Linked DNA regions of Mus musculus: region 2 is linked to region 1. The links are chromatin loops, found by intact Hi-C in ENCODE. Cell type or tissue: gastrocnemius. All regions are shown on one strand. Links, peaks and the distances in the headings refer to the core of each region. The heading gives the core; the rest is flanking DNA.

Region 1 (10,381 bases), core at 1,256-9,255:
ATTTGTGTCTCCATACTCTTAAGGTTTCACAGAACATGTGCCAGAACTAACCAACCAATGAGAAGCAGGTTAGAACACTGCCCACCCACCTCTTATCTCTGATTGGCTGAAGGCTATTATGCCTTATAGTCAGCACTTACAAGGAAAGACAGGCCGCAGAACCATCTGTGAAGAAATCATTGTAGAGAAGAGGCGAGGCTCCATTTTTACCTGATCCTCAAGTCAGTTGAGTCTAAGCCCCCAGGGAAGTGTCCTTCAGAACAGAGGCTGAAATGAGGAGGAGGAAGACAGAAGTATCACCTGCAGTTAGGAACCAACCAACGGAGGCACCCAGGGAATGCTTTCAACCTCCTTGTGTGGAGTTAATCAGTACCTGGCCACCTTCCCCGGGATGCACATCCACCAGCCAGTACCACCAGGAACACAGTCAATGATCCATCCAAGTCGGGTTTGTTGGTGCTTGCTAAAATGAGGAAGACCACACACCATGGGGTGCTGTGAGTGTCTCATAGGAAGGTATCAAGGGAGGCTTCTCAGGTGACCATTTGTGTTCCATGACTTCACATCATTACAAGGATAAGGACAAACCGTCTTACTCTGAGTTCCATGCTGTGCAACAGAACAATTTTGTGACAGAGCATCTTAATTATCTTAGTCTGGGAGGCTGTGGGGGAGTAGAGTAGGGCTAGACCCATAATTAATTGGGAAACACCACTTTTGTTTGCCCACAGACTAGACTACTTACAGGTGGCCTGTGGTCTTGCTTTTGTCTTTGCTTAAATGTTGTACTGGTTAGTTTTTATTGTCAACTTGACACAATTTAAAGTCACCTGGAAAAAGAGAGTCCCAACTGTGAGACTGCAGAGATCAAAATGGCCTGTGGCCATGTCTTTAAGAGATTATCTTGATTGATGTAGGAGGGCCCAGCCCACTGTGGGTGGCACTGTGCCTAGGCAGGTGGAAGCTGGTTGAGCATGAGCCAGCGAGCAAACTGGCAAGCAATGTTTCTCCATAGTTTCTGCTTCCACCTCCTTGTCTGCCTTGAGTTTCGGCCTTGACTTCTCTTCTCGATGGACCGACCTGGAAGTATAAGGCAAATAAACGTTTAAAACAGGGTGGTTCTCCATGTTTGCGAGCTTTTCACTGCTGCAACACAGTACTTGAGAGAGTCAACTGAAAGGAAGGAAAGTTTATTTCTGTCCATGGCTGGCTGCCTGGCTCCGTTGTTTCAGGCCTGTGGTAAGGCAGAACAGCATGGTAGAAGAACATGGTGGAACAAGGCTGTTCACCATATGCTGGCCAGGAAGCAGAGGGGAGGGGGCCAGGACAAGAAACCATTCCAAGGCCGTAACTCCAGGACCAATCCCCTTCAACTGCCTCCTGCCTCCTGAGTTCCCAGCACCTCCCAGCAGGTCCTGACATTGTGAAGCCATGGATGGATTAATCTGTTAATGAAGCCAGAACCCCTCTGAATATTACTGCCCTGGGGACCAAGCAACAGGAAGCAAACTAGACACTGTGGCCTCATCTTGCTGTCAGTTACAGCACAGCTTTGACTGATGTCAGTTCCATTGTGTTAAGTAGGGACAGGATTTCAAAGCCAGGCCCAGTGGCTGATGTCTTTTTCTTTCCCTGGATTTATCTGACACAGGCTCTGCACCCCAGCTAAAGTGGCAGGCATGCACATTAGCCCTGCCAGGTGGCTCTAAGTTGCAGTCCACTCAAGGAGCACAGGGGACAGGAGTAGGGGCAGATCCAAAGACTCTTCTGTCTCTAGCAAAGCTCTTCCAAAATCTGGCAGAGATGTTCAGGCAGCCTCTCTCCTTCGGTGACTCATAGCCACAGGGCTCATGGCTGAACATCAGAGTGATGCCAGTAACAAGGGAACTGACAAGGCCCACCCATGCGTTTCCTGCCATTCAGGCGAAGGCGAAGGCGGCAGAGCTGGATGGTGACAGCTCAGATAACGTGCCTGGCCACAAGAACCCTGCTCAAGCTAATGGAGCCTGGTTGCTGGGGAGGAGAATGACAGATACTCTTGACTGTTACAAAATCTGCTGGCTGTCACCTTACCCAGGGCAACATTACATATTCAGAATCTGCAGAGTAGTTTCTGGGACAGCACTGATATCCAGCCAACACAATGACTAATGTCATTCAAAGGCCAAGTTAGGGCACAGGACAGGCATCCTAATGCCATCAGGAAACGAGAGGCTAAAGGAAGTCAGCACAGTACACGGCAGAGGTTGGCTCCGATGCCCTGTGCCCTTGAGTAGACCATCGAAGTGTAGGAATAGAGGCAGAGGAGCATGTCTACCTCTCTACAGACAGGGAGCTGAGGAAGTGCTTCAGGAGAGGCCTGTGGCTTCCTCCAACTCTGCCATACCTCCAGCTGACCCCTGGGACTCACATCAGCTTCACCACCAGCACACAGACCACATAAACTTTAGTGAGGATCCCAACTCCTCTGTGGGAGCTCAGCTTTCACTCTCACTGCAAAATGGATTCTTCCAGAGGCTGCACAGGAGACGCATATCTCCCCTGGGTCCGGGGCACACTGGCCACCCTGGGACCACGCCATTTATAGTCTGACTGTACGGTTTAGTAAGCACGGCAGACACAGATGGCAGCACACTCCCTGCACATCCTTTGCCAGCAGCAGGGCCACCGAGTTCTGTGCTGGCTCAGATTTCCTCTAGGTCAGAGCCCAGGGTCACCTGCACTCTGCCCTGGGTGTTCTCTGAAGGCGGAACAGTTCATGCAGCAACTGTGTTTGTCAGCCTTTTATTGCTTTAGCAGAGTACTTGAGAAAGCCACCTGAAAGAAAGAAGGACTTACTTGGTTTCAGAGACCTCAGCCCATGGGTGGCTGGCTCTGTTGTATCAGGCCTGTGGTAAGGCAGAACAGCATGGTAGAAGAACATGGTGGAACAAGGCTGTTCACCATATGCTGGCCAGGAAGCAGAGGGGAGGGGGCCAGGACAAGAAACCATTCCAAGGCCGTAACTCCAAGACCAATCCCCTTCAACTGCCTCCTGCCTCCTGAGTTCCCAGCACCTCCCAGCAGGTCCTGACATTGTGAAGCCATGGATGGATTAATCTGTTGATGAAGCCAGAACCGCCATGATCCAATCCCTTCCTAAAAGTCCCACCTCTGGCTCCTGCTACCTTGGGGAGCAAACCTTCAACACACAGGTTTTCAGCAGACACCCAGTCTCTTTCTTTCAGGTAATTCTGGGTGCATTCTGTGTACTTTTCAGGATGGCGCAGCAGAGCTGGGTGGTGACCTTAATAATCTAGCTTTTCCTCTGGCCCTGTGATCCCCACCCCCACACTCCTGCTTTTCAAACTCATCTCTTGCTCTCAAACTACCTGCTTCCAAGACCTCACCCGAGGCTGCTGCCAGGCAAACCCAACGTGAACATCATAGTACAGCCCTCCTCGGTTGTGTCTCTTCCCCAGCTTCACAAGTTGATGCCCTGAGCATCTATTCTCCTACTCAAGGCCACAGGGCACAGCTGTCCAATTGCCTCTGAAATCCTACTGCAGGGCACGCAGTCCACCATAGGGCTGGTCCCACCCTAACATCACCAGTGAAGTCTTTCCACTGTTTGTAGATCTAGGAAGAGAAGCAGGAGCTACTGGGATAGGACATCCTGCTGAGAATGAGGGCCTGTCTGCAGTACCGCTTTTAATGCTGTGGTCGCCCCCGCCCCCGCCCCCGCCTCCGCCCCCGCCCTGGCAAGAACAAGTTAGGGAAGGGCAGTTTGTTTTGGCTCGTGGTCTTAGAGAGTTTTGCCCTGTGTGTTTGAGTAGAGCACACACCCGACACCGTGTGTGATGGAGAAGCTTGTTCACCTCATTGCAGGCAGGAAACAGAGAAAGAGGGTTCTAGCAAAGGGCCAGGGCAGGGTGTAGCTTCCACTATCCCCACTTCTGCTGTACCTGCTCTTCACGACTTTCCCATCGCGCATCAAGGGACAACTCCGTTAATCAGGTCGAGCTCTCAGAATTTATTGTCTGATCACTAACCCCTCTGAACCTGACACTTGGGGAGCATTTCATACTCAAATCATAACAGATCTCTTCTCTAAAGCACACCAAGATGTGTGACAGTGAGAGCACCGACCACCCCAGGTCAGTGGAGCCTTCATCCCCTTGAGTAAAAGGACACACAGACCCCAGTGAGCACAACAGATGGAAATGGGGGCTGTCTGCACTTGCAGCAAGGGCATGTTTTTAAGTGCTTCCCTCCACCAGGCTAGAATTCATCCTAAGGCATTTGTGGCCAGTCACCTCTGCACATAGGAGGTATCCTTGGGTGCTGACAGCTGGCATCATCTCTTCTGCGAGGCCGTGACTGCAGCATAGCTTCTCCGGTGCCCATCAGGCACCTACCTTGTAATCAGGTCTCCTACTTTGCAATGAGATGATGAATGGCAAATTACTGGATTCCAAAACAACACACAGAGGCTCCCCTCTGTGTGTGCATGTATGTGTGTGTATTTGCGTGTGTGTGAGTGTGTGAGGATGCAAATGTGTGAATTTGTGTGTATGTGCCTTTATGTGTGAGTGTGTATGTGTGCAAATATGTGAATTTGTGTGTATGTGCCTTTATGTGTGAGTGTGCATGTGTGTGAATCTGTGTATGTGTGTGAATTTGTGTGGATATATGTATTTGTGTGTGAGAATGTGTGTGAATTTGTGTGAGTCTTTATGTGTGACTCTGTGTGTGTGTGTGAATCTCTGTGTATGTATGTGCATTTTGTGTGAGTATGCATATGTATGTGTGAGTTTGTGTGCTTGTATGTGTTTATGTCTGAGTGTGCATCTGTGTGTGAATGTGTGTGTGTGTGTGTGCAGTGGCAGGGCAGGACAGAACTCCCTGAACCCCTTGAGTGTAGGGGTGTCAGCATTAATAACACAGTTTCTCCTAGTGCCTATTACTGTGTTCCACATAGTAGAGCTTGTATTGGCAGCCTCCTCTCTGTGGTGAACACCTGAAACAATTGAGAAGAAGGGGAGATCTCCTTTGGCTCATGGGTTCCCAGGGTTTGGTCTGTGCTCGTCTGACTCTTGTTTCTGGGCCTGTGGTTAAGGCAGAGAATCACGGCAGGAGCCGAGCTGATCTGCTTGTGGCAGCCAGGAAACTGGGAGGGGAAGAACCAGGTCCTCTTTAAGGCCACGCTCTAGTGTTCTTCCTCTAACCACACTCCACCTCCCAAGGTTTCCACAGCCTCCCAGGGAGAGAAAGGCCCCTGCAGCCACAGCAGCTGCCACAAGTCACAGTCTGTGTGAATGTCTACTTGACTATGGAGGAACTGACTTCTTAACATCATTTGAGTGGTAAAAGCCACATGGTTCTTAGGGTCGCCATGTTGGGCAGTGCCAGTTTATAACAGAGTAGCCCTGATAGCCTTTGGGACATTGAGACATAAACATTGGGAGATATCACTGAAGCCAGTAGTAACTACAGGGCTGTTTGCTCCAGGCCTCAGGATGAAGGTCCAGAGAATGTCAGTTGACCAGAGATTCGCATTAAGTAAACTGCCTCTTGGGAATAAGAACACATGGGCCCAAAGATATTTTTTGGGTGTGCAGGTCTTGCTGAAGCTGACCTGGCCTTGAGCAGATCACACAGGAGTCCAGTGGAGCTCTGGCTCCACCTACAGGCCGCAGTGAGATTGCATACACTTCATTTTCTCTCCCCTACCTCAGAACATGGCCCAAGAATGGAAATCCGTTGGAAATAGCCTACTCAAAGTCACATCAGAACAGAGCAGAGAAAGATTTAAACAATCATTTCTTCAACTCCCTTATTACTGTTTCACAGTAGAGAAACCAAGGCTAATTGAGGTGACCGCTATCTCTTTGGCCTCTCTGCCCCTGGCACTGACCTGCTGAGCACACAGATGGGCTAAGAGCACGTGGGCAACAAGAAAAACAGGAACCATCTGGTCAAGGTCAGGCCTTCCTTCTGCCTCCTTATGACCACATGGTAATTCCTTTAAAATGCTGATGAGTAAGGTGAGAGAGTTGGCGAGAGGACGGGACAGCCATCCACTAACATCCACAGAGAACGGGACAGCCATTGATAGGGGACAGCCATTGATAGCATCCACAGAGAATGGGGCAGCCATTGATAGCATCCACAGAGAATGGGACAGCCTTTCCTTAACGATCCACACATACCTTTCAGGTTTTCGTCTAAAAATATCATTCCTGCTTTGGTTTTTAAGATTTCTGTGATATAATTCTAGTTTTTGAAAACTCTCCTCTGAGGGAAAAAGTAAATAGTGAAATCCTGTCAGGAAAATAGTAAAATAAAAAGCTGTAAATGAGCCGGGCGTGGTGGCGCACACCTTCAATCCCAGCACTTGGGAGGCAGAAGTAGGCAGATTTCTGAGTTTGAGGCCAGCCTGGTCTACAGAGTGAATTCCAGGACAGCCAGGGCTATACAGAGAATACAGAGAAACCCCGTCTCGGAAAAAAAAAAAAAAAAAAAAAGGAAAAAAAAAAAAAGCAAGCTGTAAATGGTGGCCTTTAATCCCAGCACCCAGGAGGCATTGGAATGCAGATCTGTGAGTTCCAGGCTAGCCAGGGCTATACAGTGAGGCCTTGTCTCAAGAGAAAACCCCAAATTCCTCCCCCTATTCCCACACTCCCCACACCCCACTCCCATGTATATTAGGATTAGCTCTTATAAACAGCAACAAAATGTTTTCTGCTTATTGATTGACTGGATACCATTTATCCATTTGGGGGTAACTAATAACATTTGATACTTTACCAAACAGAAAGGTCTCCTTCATGTCCAACTTAATTAATGTTTGCTGTCTCCAACCCCACAACTCAGCGTGGAGAACACTTAGCCAAGGTCCTGACAGCACCCCATTCCACTTCAAGGGAGATGATGAGCATCAATAACCTCCATATAGAGTTGCTCCAATTGTGGCAAGCTAGCCACTGCGGGGAAATGTCCCAATTTTATCTGCAGACAGAATGCTGTCCAAAAAGCACAAAGAGACATAGGATAGTCGATTGCTAAGCTCTGCCAAGTCAGAGTAAGCTAGTCCTTCATAATTCCTGCTTCATTTAAGGCCTGTCAGATGTTCTGGGATGAAAGGCTGAAGATAGATGCTCCAATGTCATAAAAAAAAAATGTAGGACTGTTCAAGCCTTAAGCTATCTATGTTACTTCTATGATTTTTAGAAGCTGAGTCCCTGTGCTTCCTGCATACTCAAATAATATTTATTCATTCTCGAATCTCTGGTGGGGTTGAAGACTAGATAGTTATAGTCTCACAATTAAACTTAAGGTGTTCTGGATTTTTAAACACATTTTTAAAAAAGATTTATTTATTATATGTAAGTACACTGTAGCTGTCTTTAGACAAGGGAATCAGGTCTTGTTACAGATGGTTGTGAGTCACCATGTGGTTGCTGGGATTTGAACTCAGGACCTTTGGAAAAGCAGTCAGTGCTCTTAACCACTGAGCCATCTCTCCAGCCCCAGGTGTTCTGGATTTTAATAGATGGTTTTAAGATGGTAATACAAGTTAAAATCAAAGATGATTTAGTACAGAATTGTAAACTCATTAAGTTAGGATAGATGATAAAATACTTTATCTGTATTGCCAAATATAATGTTCTGGATGCTATAAATGTATACCATGCTTTATAATTTTCATAATTGTTATAATTGTATTCAATTTATATCTTAGAGAAAAGGAGCCTTTTATTGGACTAGAAAAGGGAATTGTTGAGGTTTGGTCTTCTGCTATGTATTGTAATGCTAAGTGCGGTCTGGTTGCTGCAGAGACAAAAGTCTGCACAAGAGAGTCTGTACATAGACCCAAGTGTCACTGTTGACCTTGCCCCCAATTATTTCTAATTGGTAAATAAAGATGCTGACAGCCAATAGCTGGGCTGAAGAGACATAGGCAGGTTTTAGGGTTCCTGGGCCTGGGGGCATGGGAAGAGGACCACAACAGAGAAAAGACACCATGGGTTAGGAGTCAAAAAAAAACATGGCCCTGAGAGCTGGCCAATTGGAGTTAAGAGCAGCTCAGATGAAACGTAGTAGTAACTCAGGGATATTGATAGGAAATAGATTTTAATAGCATAGCAGGTAGATATCTGCCCAGCTCTAGTGCTGATTAAGGCTTGTTGTAAATCTAAAAGTTGTGTGTTTCTTTTATCCAGGAACTAAATGGTCAAAGGTGGGGTAGAAACCCTGGACCGGAATTAAACATTTCTACAACACTACCCTGCAACCATCTCAACGTGGCCTGAACCAGTTTGGGGTGCACAACAAAACAAGCTGTCCCTGAGTGAACTGTCTGTCAGTGATGATCCCCTGTTTTACCTTCTTCTTACTACAGAGCAGTCAGTGTAATGTTTAAAGTCACATACATCTGGGAGACAAGCACAGGAGAGAAGTGATTATATAATCGAACCTGTCAATCAAAACAGAGAACCATCCAAAATATTTTGCTCCTAACCAAATTCCCCCTTCTTGGACCCTAAGAAGCCCCCAACAATAATCTGCAGCTCTTCGGGATGCTGCCCCACGTGGCCTCCTTTCTAGTCACGACAATGGCTTCCTTGCTACTTTTGCAATAAGCCTTAATTTCAGTTCCTTAAGAGGCCAAGGTACTGGAGAGATGGCTCAGTGGTTAAAAGGCTCAGTGGTTAAAAGGCTCAGTGGTTAAGAGCACTGACTGCTCTTCCAGAGGTCCTGAGTTTGATTCCCAGCAACCACATGGTGGCTCATAACCATCTGTAATGGGATCTGATGTCATCTTTTGGTGTGTGTCTGAAGACAGCAACAGTGTACTCACATACATGAAATAAAGAAAGAAAGAAAGAAAGGAAGGAAGAAAGAAAGAAAGAAAGAAAGAAAGAAAGAAAGAAAGAAAGAAAGAAAGAAAGAAAGAAAGAAAGAGAGAGGCCAAAAACCTGGAAATCCAGCCCAGATTTCAACCACTGTAACGCCTAGACTAGAAACCTATTTACAATGGCCCAAAGTTAAGAGTTCTACCTTATGTAAAATCATGACACCAAAACCTTTTAACGTAAAATTTTAGTATTTGGTCGAATAAAAGCTTCAAGAAAACATGAATTTGCATGTTCTCATTTTATTAGCTTGGCAATGCAAGTCGTTCTAATGAACTGATCCACGCAGTACTAAAAAAAAATTGTTGGCTGTGTCTGAATGCAGATGTGAATATATTGATGTAGGTCTTCTGTGAACACAAAGGAGGAGTCCCAAGTTCAAAGTCCTCGGGGGAGAAAGCACTCGCAGGAAAGGAAAGGATCCTTTGAACTAGAAACTTTCCACTCTAAAGTGCGATGCTGTGAAAGAAAATGAAGCGTCCACTCATAGTTTTGGGTTGACAAAAGGTCTGACAAGGAATCACATCTGAAATGCCAACTGTCAGCTGAGTACTCTGGAAACGTCTGGGATTCCAGTCACATCTGAATGACCTTGGGTTTTTCTGTTTAATACGGGGTTAATAGCTGGTATTTCTTCTAGTTTATAAACTTGCTTGGTTGCTTTAAATACAAAGTCACACCCGCTCCTACCAGGCACTCATCCCCGGTCTGTTCGCGCTCTCTCTCTCCTGGGCCGTTTGAATGTGGACTCCTGCTCCATTGTGATCACAGAAGACGTCTGCTGTGGAATACAGCAGCAACCGCAGCAGCAGAGACTGCTGGTGAGATCTCCAAAAGCATCGCTCTCATGAGCACAGACCATCTGTTTCCCCAGGCAGCTCCTCCTCCCCAGAATCACCTTGCTCTGCCCGTCTGAGCAGTAGCTTCATTCTGTAAGATAATTTGGGAGACACCAAACAGCAGTATGAAAACTATGCTGGCTGAAGGTGCAGCCCAGTACTGGAGGGCTTGCCCGGCGTGAGCAAGGCTCTGGGTTCAATGCCTTCCCACCTCCCACAAACAAAGGAAGAAATCTGACATGTACTGTACAACACACTTCAGACAACTTTTAACTTAAGTCTCAGCCTAATGGCTGCCTAGAACCATACACTGTTACATATTTTAATTCAAACCTTCAATGAGTGGATACAATGTATTTATTAGCCATTTCTTTTTTTAAAAAAATTATTACTTAGTTGTATGGGTCTTTTGTCTGCATGTATGTCTGTAAACTATGTGCATGCCTGGTATTTATGGAGGGCAGAAGAGGGCATCAGAGTCCCAGGAACTGGAGCCCCAGATAGTTGTGAGCTGCTATGTGGGTGCTAAGAATTGAACACCGGTCCTCTAGAAGAACAGCAAGAACTCTTAACCCATGAGCCATCTCTCCAGCCCCTACTGGCTTGTTTTCAGTTGCAGCAGCCATATCCCAAACACTCTGCTGG
Region 2 (10,381 bases), core at 1,228-9,227, 280 kb before region 1:
TCTATTTCAAATGTGGTCGACAAACAGCAGCGCAGTTATCAAACTGCCTTGTTAGTGTCCCCAGTCTGCTGCTTCTCCTCTAGAGTCTGAGAGATATTCTAAGATACTTTCACTAAAACCACAGGAGACACTCACATAACTGAAGTCTCCTTGTGTTTACTATGGCTGATAATGATGTGCTATATTTAATATGTAAGAGAATGAGAAAAGTAATGGACAGCTGGGCAATGGGATGCAAGTATTTATTGGTTTTACAGGACAAAATAAAACAAATTCTGCGGTATTGCTCATTATCTCCACTACTTAATATTTTCTTCTCTAAGCTTCTCTGACAACATTAAGTAGGATTTATAGACCCCTTCCCACTGAAAATCTACCATAATTATTAAGTTGCTATATACTGAAGTCTTCAACCAATACTGGGCTCACTACTATACATGAACTGTCTCTAAATGGGGCTGACATTAATTATTAAGTCACATGTAATTATGTGTAAGAATAAGTATTAAGAAGATCTAGGTAGCAAAAAAATTGCCAATTACAAATGTTGACAAGATTACTACACACGACTACTGAACGTAACCTACCCTCACAGGAATTCCCATATTGTTTTCCATACTCCTATGGAAGCAGTAGTTGTATTATTTGAGTTCTATAGGCCTGTGACAGAAAACAGAAATCCAAGGCAAGAATAGGAAGGAGCTATATACTTTTAAAAAACCACTGAGTTATTAAATGATACAAAATTTTTTTGTTCTTTTTTTTACTGATTCAGATTTAGTTTTTCTCCTTCTATCAAGAAAACTAATTTGTATAGGCTATATATTTTTATTCCTTTTTTTTTTCCTTTTTGAGACGAAGATTTTTCTATATAGCCCAGACTGGCCTCAAATCCTCAATCCACCTGCCTCCAATTTCCAACTATGAATATACATGCCATATTTACACACACACACACACACACGTACAAACATACATACATACATTTTTAAGAAAAATATTTTTAGAGACCGTCTTTATATAAAAACTGGTTCTTACTGGATTCTTGGAAGAAATCCAAAATATGGGGCTTTCATATTTCATGGTCGCAACAAATTACCTTAAATCTTAAAAACACACACAAGCAAATCTTGTATATATTTTCTGATAATACATCCAGCCACTTTGCCAATTTGTTTATACATGGTTTGTTTTCAAAGGCTGTCAGTGATTTGTAAAATGTTGTTCATATATTAATATGTAAAGCATTAATTTCAAATATATAAATTTAAAGAATTTACCATACTATTACTTAAAACTTAAATACTGCTAGCTATTTTCTCTGTATGTTTCTAAAAACTTCCAATTATATATTTTGTTAATATGTTTCTTCCCCTCAAAACAAAATGGGGGTTTAAGCTTTAAGCTGAGTGTTAGGGACAGACGCATGCTTCTGAAAAGAAGGACGCACCCACCCATGGCTCCACGTAGCCCTCTCTAACACTTAGAATGATTACATCAAATTCTACACAAAAGTACACAATGTTGTAAGCAGCCCACTTCCTAATAGTAAACATTTGAGTTTCCTTTTTTTTCTTTTTTCTAAGAATGTTATACATGCTTATATAACAGTTTCTGGAGTAAAAATAAACTCTCCATAATTAATTTAGTAAAATTAGTTCTAAAAACTTATGAAATCGTAATTCTCATGTATACTCTCATTAAAGAATACATGTCAGAATTAAACCTGTGTGAAACAGTATGCATCAACCATATTTTCACACTACACTAGAAAATTGTTCTTTTTTTTTTTTTTTTAACCATCTTTGCTTTTTTGTTTGTTTGGGGTTTTCTGTTTGGTTGCTTTTAAATTTTTTATTAGATATTTTCTTTATTTACATTTCAAATGTGATCCCCTTTCCTGGTTTCTCCTCCAAAAACCCCCTATCCTACCCCCTCCCTCTGCTCACCAACCCACCCACTCCTGGCTTTCCCCTACACTGGGGCATCGAGCCTTCACAGGACCAAGGGTCTCTCCTCTCATAGATGTTCCACAAGGCCATCCTCTGATACATATGAGGCTGGGGCCATGGGTCCCTCCATGTGTGCTCTTTGGTTGGTGGTTTAGTCCCTGGGAGCCCTGGGGGTACTGGTTGGTTCACATTGCTGTTCCTCCTATGGGGCTGCAAGGGGTTCGTTCCTTCAGCTCCTTCAGTTCTTTCTCTAACTCTTCCACTGGGGACCCTGTGCTAGTCCAATGTTTAATCACCTTTATTAACACTAGTTGCTAATGTCCTAAGAGGCCTCTGCAAAATACCGGGAACACAGAAATGATGTTCTGTGCCAAGAATAGCTCTGGTCCAAGAAAGTAAGCTATGGCTTGTAAAGTAGCCAAATCAAGCTAGTTCAAAGTATCAGGGTGGCTGATTATGTTGGCACACATCTATAAATCCTCCCAGTCAAGGGGCAGTGAGTTCAAGGTCAGCCCAAGCCAGGTGCAAGTATACCGTGATATATATAGTAAATTGCACTGTCTAGACATGTAACAAACTTGGTAATGTCACCAATCAGCCACTTGGTGGCAGCAAATACAAAAGAAAAAATCTTCAGTATTTATTTGATTATTTTTACCAATACAAAAATATTTTTCCAATCTTATATTTTAAACAGAAGTTTCTAATGAATAAGGAGCTTCATAGTTCATCTTTTTAAAAAAACACAAAACAAACAAACAAACAAACAGTCTGATTACGTTGTTCAAACTGGCCTCAAACTCACACACCTCCTGCCTTGGGAGGATCACAGGCACACACAACACTACTCAGGACAATTTTAGAGGTTTGGGTTGTTGGTTATATTGATAAACAAGACTAGACCAGCCTTGAACTCTTCTCTTCCTTCTCCCTCAGTCCCCTTTATTAAGATTACTGGCATGTGCCAGCTAACATACTCAACTTTGATAGTAATTATTTTAACATTTCCAGTCAAGCTCAATCTGTTTAAAAATAGCCTTCTATTACAGCACTGACAGACACAATGCAGTCACTTCAAAAAATATGCGACTCTTTTGATGCTTATTAAATAACATATCAAAATAAAAATACGTAAATCATTCTTTCTTTAACCAAATTAGGTGCTCAAATAATCTATCCCCACAAATATTTATTCAACTTATTGCTTGTTCATAATTAATTATATGCTAAAATTACATCAATGAACAAGGGTTTTTTGTTTTGTTTTATGAATCTTACACAAAGTCTCTCATGCATTTCTTTTACCTAGGTTTTGCTATACAGACCAGTATAGTGAAGAACAGACAGTAAAAGACTGTAGAACCAAAAACCAGAAACAAAAAATAAAGACTGTAGCTTTCTTCCACCTGTAATTTAATTTACAATGAAAAAATATTACACAAAAAGTGAAGTCAGGATTACCACAGCCCTCCTGTTTTGCTTGCTTTGTTTGTCCCTCTCTTTTGTTGAAATATTTATTTTGAAAGGGAAAGCACCTGCTACTCTTTATTAACTATTCTGCTTCTTAATTTCACAAAGTGACCTAAGTATTTAAGTTACCAACACCTAAAGAGAGTTATTTCGGGGCTGTAGAGATGACTCAGCAGTTAAGAGCATTAGCTGCTCCTCCAGAGGACCTGGTTTGAGTCCCAGGACCCACATGGTGAATCTCAATTTTCTGGGGGTACTGGTTGGTTCATATTCTAATTTTCTGTAACTTCAATTCCAAGAATCCTGACACCATCTTCTGGCCTCTTTTAGGTACTAGGCATGCATGCATCATGTGATGTACATATATACATGCAGACAAGACACCCACACAGAGATAAAATAATAATGATGCATATAGAGCAACTTCTTGCACAAAGTTTTCATGTAGCAAAGCATGCTTCATTTCTCAGTAATCTGTTCTCAAAATTACTGCCAAAATGCTTATAGTAGAAGTCACTGGTTATAGTGAATTCAACCTGAGATAGTGTGGCTATACTGATAGATAAACCATGGAGTTAAACACACAAGAAGATTGTAAAGGCCCAGCCTTCAGAGACTCTTCAAGAGCAGGGATCGTATCTCATTCACAGCAGTGTATCAGTTCTGTGTTCTGCTTAACATAAACCAGTGAAGGACTGTTTCTCATGAATGAACACTTCATACTACAAACTATATAATATCTTGTCATAAGAATTGTCAAAAGCTCCTCTACTTTTATTTTATTTTATTTTGGCTATTCTTGTTTCTCCAAGATTTACAGCCTATAAGTTAATGAGCAATTTCACACAGTCCAACATAATATCAAGAGTCCACAACATAAAATCCCCAGAGGCAACATTTCTATTTCCCTAAATGCTCATCTCTTCTGTTAAGGAAGAAAGGTAAATGAAGAGTAAATAAACAATAAAGCAGAAAGTTCTTTCATAGATGTTTACATATGCACACATCTGCAAAGGAAAGGACATACATACATTTTAGTGTATCTAGAATTACAAGATCTCTCAGTCAATGAATGATAGCAGGGAAGCCGGATTCCTATTTAATTTTACTATGCTGAGAATTACATATTATTTAAGGAAATATAAAAGTGCCAGGGGGAAGTACTGACTAACTTCTAAGACAGCAAACAGGGCAGGGTATTTACTCTTACCACTCCTATTCAATGGAAGGCATTGAATTACTGTGAAAAGACAGACAGACATACACACAACTTGGAAAGGAAAGCATGGAGCTGCCTTCACTAGCAGAGAACATACTTGTCTCTGTAGAAATTACATCAAATCTACTCAAAACCCCTTAGAACTAAGGACATTTTTGTTTGTTTTTTGAGACAGGGTTTCTCTTTGTAGCCCTGGCTGCTCTGGGACTCACTCTGTAGACCAGACTGCCCTGGAACTCACAGAGATCTGCCTATCTCTGCCTCCTTCCTGCTGGGATCAAAGGCGTGCACCACTATGCCCAGCAGTTTAACATTTTTTAAATGCCACACTATGTTAACTAAATGAGGGTGAAACTGACAATCTCAGCTGATAAAAATCAAATTTTTTTTTTTTTTTACAAAATCCAGTATGCTTTCATGATTAAAACACTCAAACAATGAAGAAGAAAACACTTCTTCAAAAACAGGTATGATTACATTACAATTACATTTTTGAACAAAAACTAATCAAATAAGAAAACAAGCCACTTGCTGCAATATGACAAAGCCAACCAGATTCATAGCCTATAGACACTATTACAAATATAAAGATCTATATTAATGATTACTAAGGGGATTTAAATGAGAATGACCCCCATAGGCTCATATAATTGAATACTTGTCCCCAGTTGATGGAACCATTTGGGAAAGATTTGTTCTAGGCGGGCTTTGGGGTTTCAACAGTTCGCAACAATCCCATTTAGTTCTCTCTGTCTCCAACTTAAGAGATTCAAAATGAAGTTCTTAGCTGTTCCCGCTGCCATACCTTAGTTCTGACACCATGGACAATAACCCCATGAAACCACTTCTATAAGTTCTCTTGGTCCTGTTTTTATTACAACAGGAAAGTAACTAAGACAACTACATTGTAAGAAAAAAACAAGGCAATTCACCAAAGATAGAAATATATCCAAACTGAGCCTGGCAGTAGTGGCCCCTGCCTTTAATCCTAGCACTTAGGAGGCAGAGGTAGACAGATCTCTAGGGTTTGAGGACAGCCTGGTTGGTCTACAGAGCAAGTTCCTGGGCAGCCAGAGAAACCCTGCCTCAAAATAACTAAAACAATCAAAAGGAAACATTTCAAAACATAGCCTACTACGAATGTGGAAAATACAAATTACAGCAGCGTAGCACTTGATACACACATAGCAGATTGTAAATTTAAAATACTTCTTAACAAATTTGGAAGTAAAGAGAAATTAACAATTACCTGCAGCAATATAATTGCTACACTTTGAAAAATATAATAAACATATCTTTCTATGTATGTGGGAGCATATATATAGAGAGGGAGGGAATGGGGGTAGGCGAGAGAGATCCCAGTAATTCTGTTTCCTTCTATCAATCTCAGAAACACTGAAGATAAGATGACAAACCAAAATTTCTATCACAGCACAATTTGCTCAAAATTGAACATTGTGTAATTACATGTATATAATGTGAACATAGAGCAATAAGCTGGTTTATCTGCATGAGATAAACAGCAACGGTAGCAAACAAAAACAGGTAAAATTTAAAAGTATTAGAACAGACAAAGTACATCTTACCTTTTGGTAAATAAAAGTGATAGTATACATTGTTTGTTATATTGCTATATAGATATAGCATTTACAGAAAAATAATCAATGATATAAGCTACGTTCTCTTTTTAATGATTAATTTTATATACATTGGTGTTCTGTTTGCATGTATGTCTGGGTGAGGTTGTTAGGTTCCCTGAACTGGAGTTATATAGACAGTTGGGAGCTGCCACGTGAGCACTAGGAATTGAACCTGGGTCCTCTGGAAGAGCAGACAGTGTTTTTAACTGCTAAGCTGTCTCTCCAGCCTTATATGCTACTTTCAAGGTGGTTACTTAAGGAAAATTAAGGGTACCAGCTCTATTTTTATATGGAATGATTTTATTCTTTAAGGAAAAAAAAAAAAGGGCAAACTACCGAACATGTTTATTCCAGGCAATAAGAACTTAAGTTTCTACTGAATATATTATTTTACTTTAAATTCTCAACTTGAGAGAAAACATTCCCAAGTACATCCTGACTGGTTTGACAACAAAACTAAACAGTAGGGTGTGGCTGGAATAGACACTGCCACGGTTAACCTTGAGTGGGCTTCTCTATGAGGGATTCTCTAGACTAAGGTAACTGAGGTTCTGAGGCCCTCCCAAACTGTGAGCGGCAAGCATCCCCACGGGCTGGGGTCTTGCACTGCGTGCAAAGGAGAAAGCAAGCGAAACATCAGCGTGAGCAGCACATCCGGCTCGGGTCACCTTGGCAACCCTGACAGGACCGCGTTTCCTGACCTGTGGGTCTCAACCCTTTGGATGGGGTGGGGTGGGGGTGAGGTGAGGGGGCTGTGTGGACTGATCCTTTCCAAGGGGCTGCCTATCAGATATCCTGGATATCAGATTTGAAACAGTAGCAAAATTACAGTTATGAAGTAGCAACACAAATAGCGGCACTGTATTAAAGGGTTGCAGTATTAGGAAGGTTGAGAACACTGTGATAGACTGTATTCCCTGGAACTCTAAACTAAAATAAGCTTCTAAGTGCTTTTGCCCCGTACTTTGTTGCAATGTCCCCGTACTTTGTTGCAATGTAGGACAGGAAGCTAATATGAGTACAATAATTAGAAAATTACTGTATTGTATAATCCAAGTAAGAAGTGACAACAGTTTGAAAGAAGGCTATAAAAGTGGGAAGGAAATCGATTGCTATGTGGAATATAAATTCGGACTAGAAAGATCGTCCTTCAGTTATGTAAGCAATGCATACCTATGGATCATTTCCTTTTTAAAAACTCTCCTATATTAACACAGCAAAGACAGGAGGACTGTTTCAGATCAATGATTTCTAAGCTAGTTTGGGTGGGAGGCTGTCTCAAAATTAAGAAACCAATAAAGTAAGCAAAACGAAATGAGTATGTGAACATTCATGAGATGAAGACATACAAATGACGATCAGCTACATGTAAGATGCCCAAAGTAACTCATCATTAAGAGCCGGCAAATTGGGGCTGGAGAAATGGCTCAGCAGTTAAGAGCACTGATTGCTTTTTCAGAGGACCTGGGTTTAATTCCCAGCAACCACATGGCAGCAGCTCACAGCTGTCTTTAACTCCAAGAAATGAGACCCTCACACGGACATCCATAAAGGCAAACCACCACTGCATATATAAATTGGTTTTTTTTAATCAGTCAAATTAAACCACTATCACTCATGTATGTAAAAATAACCACTACTACCAAAGAGAAAAAGACAAGTGGTAGTAAGAATGTGCAGAAAAGAGACCCTCTGCACACTGCTTATGGGACTGTATACTAACAGACCTATTATTAAAAGAAAACAAAACAGTATCAAACTTACCCAAAACAATAAAAAATACCATAACTTACTTGCTAAGCAACCTTGAGGGTCTGAGTTCAGAATCCTAGCAACCATGCAAAAAGCCAGACAGAATGGTTCGTGTCCTGTTATTAATCTTAGCACTAGGAAGACAAACAGGAGGATTCCAGGTGTTTGCTGGCCAGCGAGTCTTACCAAATTGATAAGACCAGTTCAGTACCAGGCTCAGTGAAAGACCCTGTCTCAAAAACAGAGGAAAATACCTAACACTGACCCCTTTCTCACACATGCAAGTAAAATTTAAAAGATTAGAAGATATTTGAAATTAAAACGGAGCTGTTATATGATCCAGCAGTTATGTCATAAGGTACATATACAAAGTAGTATAATGAGTGAGTATGTATGAGAATATAGTATGCCAATATCTGAGCTATGTCTAGCACTACTCACAAAGTCGTCCTCGACAACGGTAAATGGACAGATGGAGAAACGTGGCACAGACTGAATGTTCCCTTCTCAAAATGCCTGGGTCTGGAAGTGTTTAGAGATTTGAAAATTTCAGGTCTTGAAACATTTATATAGTAACAGGCTAAAGGATAAAACCACAGTCTAAACATGAAATACATGTTTCATATATATCTTTCCACACATCCTGAAGATAATTTTATATAATAACACTTTTAGGGCATAAAAAGACCTAAAAATCCTTTAAAAAAATGTTTGAAAAAGTCAAGACTTGCAGATAGGTGGGGGATGAGAAACTTTCATGTGACCCAGTTAAAGGTAATAAAGATTATAAGGAGAAGTGAGGGAGAGAATGAGTCAGAACTTCATAAAGGGAGGAATAAGATAGCTGGGAAATCAAGAAAAGCAGAAGAGTGACTCAGGGAAGAAAGGTGTCCAGCTTCACCCAGCTTCACCTGGACCAGCTCCCCAGAGGCAGAGGGGAAACAAGCACACGACTCATCGAAAATACTGACTTGGCACCAGCATGCTGACTTACCCGCCCCTGTCCCAGCAACTACCCGCCAGAGTCCAATCTGAGTGGACCCGGAAAGAAGCTATCCGAGCATTTCATCGTTGCTTTTACCAGGTCTATTTTTTTTTTAAGTTTACTATACTCTACTAATATTTTGGATATCATTTTTAAGCCTTTGTATTTGTTTTTATAAATCTTTCTCACATTTATCTAGCACTTTCTTAATTTCCAAATAAGCTGCGCTTTCCACTTATCCTTCATAACATTTTTAGGGTTTTTTTTTTTAAAGCCCATTTTATTAACCTCCCTTCTAGCTTCTGTATTTCTCCTTTTCCCTATCCCTTCCCTTTGTCTCGTTCATGAAAACTTTCTACATTTACTCTAAGTGACTTTTAGCTTTACAAAACATTTTACTTTTTTTTTTTTTTTTTTGAATAGGGTTTCTCAGTGTAGCCATGACTGTCCTGGAACTAGCTCTGTACACCAGGCTGGCCTCAAACTCAAGATATCCTCCTGCTCCTGCCTCTCAAGTGCTGGGATTAGAGGCGTGCAAAAACACTACCATGCCTGGCTATATTTTTCTTATTTTCTACTCTATGGTCACCGAGTATTGATTTATTAGTGGGCTTCCAAAGATATGTATTTTTTAAAATTTGGCACACACTTGTGTGTGTGTGTGCATGTGTGCACAAGCATGAGTGTTGGTGCAAATGGGAAGACTTTTTAAAGTATGTTTTCTCAAATCCAGGAGTGTGCGTGGCCGCCCACTTTCTCCACATATATTAGCATCATGCTCAAGCAGTAAGATGAGAGAAAGAAGCAGGAGAGTCATATAATGTAAGACAAATTCCAGCTGGATGGAATTCCAGCTGGGTGGCACCTGACTTTGATCCCAGCACTCAGGAGACAGAGGCAGGCAGATTGCAGAATTTGAGGCCAGCCTGGTCTACAAAGTGAGTTCCAAGGCAACCAGGGCTACACAGAGAGACCTTGTCTCAAAACAAAACAAACAAAAATCCACAACCAACCAGTCAAATCCCTACCTGCAGGATAACATTTTATTTCAAAGACCCTAAGGACTATCAGAACCTTTTAGCTCTAAACATACTTTCAGCATAAGTAGCTGAGTGCAACAATCAAGGTAAAAATTCCATGGTTTTCTTGTGTATCAATAATAAACTTTCTGAGAAAGAAACCAGAAAACAGTACCATTCATAATAGCTTCAAAATACAAAACCTAGGATTAAACATGAGCAGATCAGCAGAAAACTTCTACAATGACAACTTTCAAACACTAAAAAAACTGAGGGCACTTTGATGAGAAGAGCATCTCCCATGCTCAGGTTCTAAGTTACATACTTCCGGAATTGATACTGTG

What was found. Peaks named below come from ENCODE experiments on the same cell type or tissue, not always from the same donor. Only the 100,000 strongest peaks of a DNase experiment are listed, where the experiment ranks them.
Region 2: a loop joins it to region 1, with 7 times the contacts of the local background. A loop is called at or near these places in 27 of 42 quality-filtered maps.

The regions. Positions count from the first base shown.
Region 1 is chr14:32,071,443-32,081,823 of GRCm38, forward strand. It overlaps Dph3 (diphthamine biosynthesis 3), which reads right to left. Exons shown (of 3, transcript NM_172254.4): 3 at 9,075-10,381. Among named protein-coding and RNA genes, the nearest start is that of Dph3, 9.1 kb to the right of the region's middle. In gastrocnemius, for the core only: no CTCF peak of the experiment used is centred there; DNase peaks (open chromatin) are centred at 1,894, 2,606, 5,256, 5,667 and 1 more place; H3K27ac peaks cover 2,954 bases.
Region 2 is chr14:31,792,142-31,802,522 of GRCm38, forward strand. All of the region lies in intron 1 of Ankrd28 (ankyrin repeat domain 28), which reads right to left. Among named protein-coding and RNA genes, the nearest start is that of Ankrd28, 33 kb to the right of the region's middle. In gastrocnemius, for the core only: a CTCF peak has its summit at 2,542 (motif pointing right); a DNase peak (open chromatin) is centred at 2,511; H3K4me3 peaks cover 395 bases; H3K27ac peaks cover 747 bases.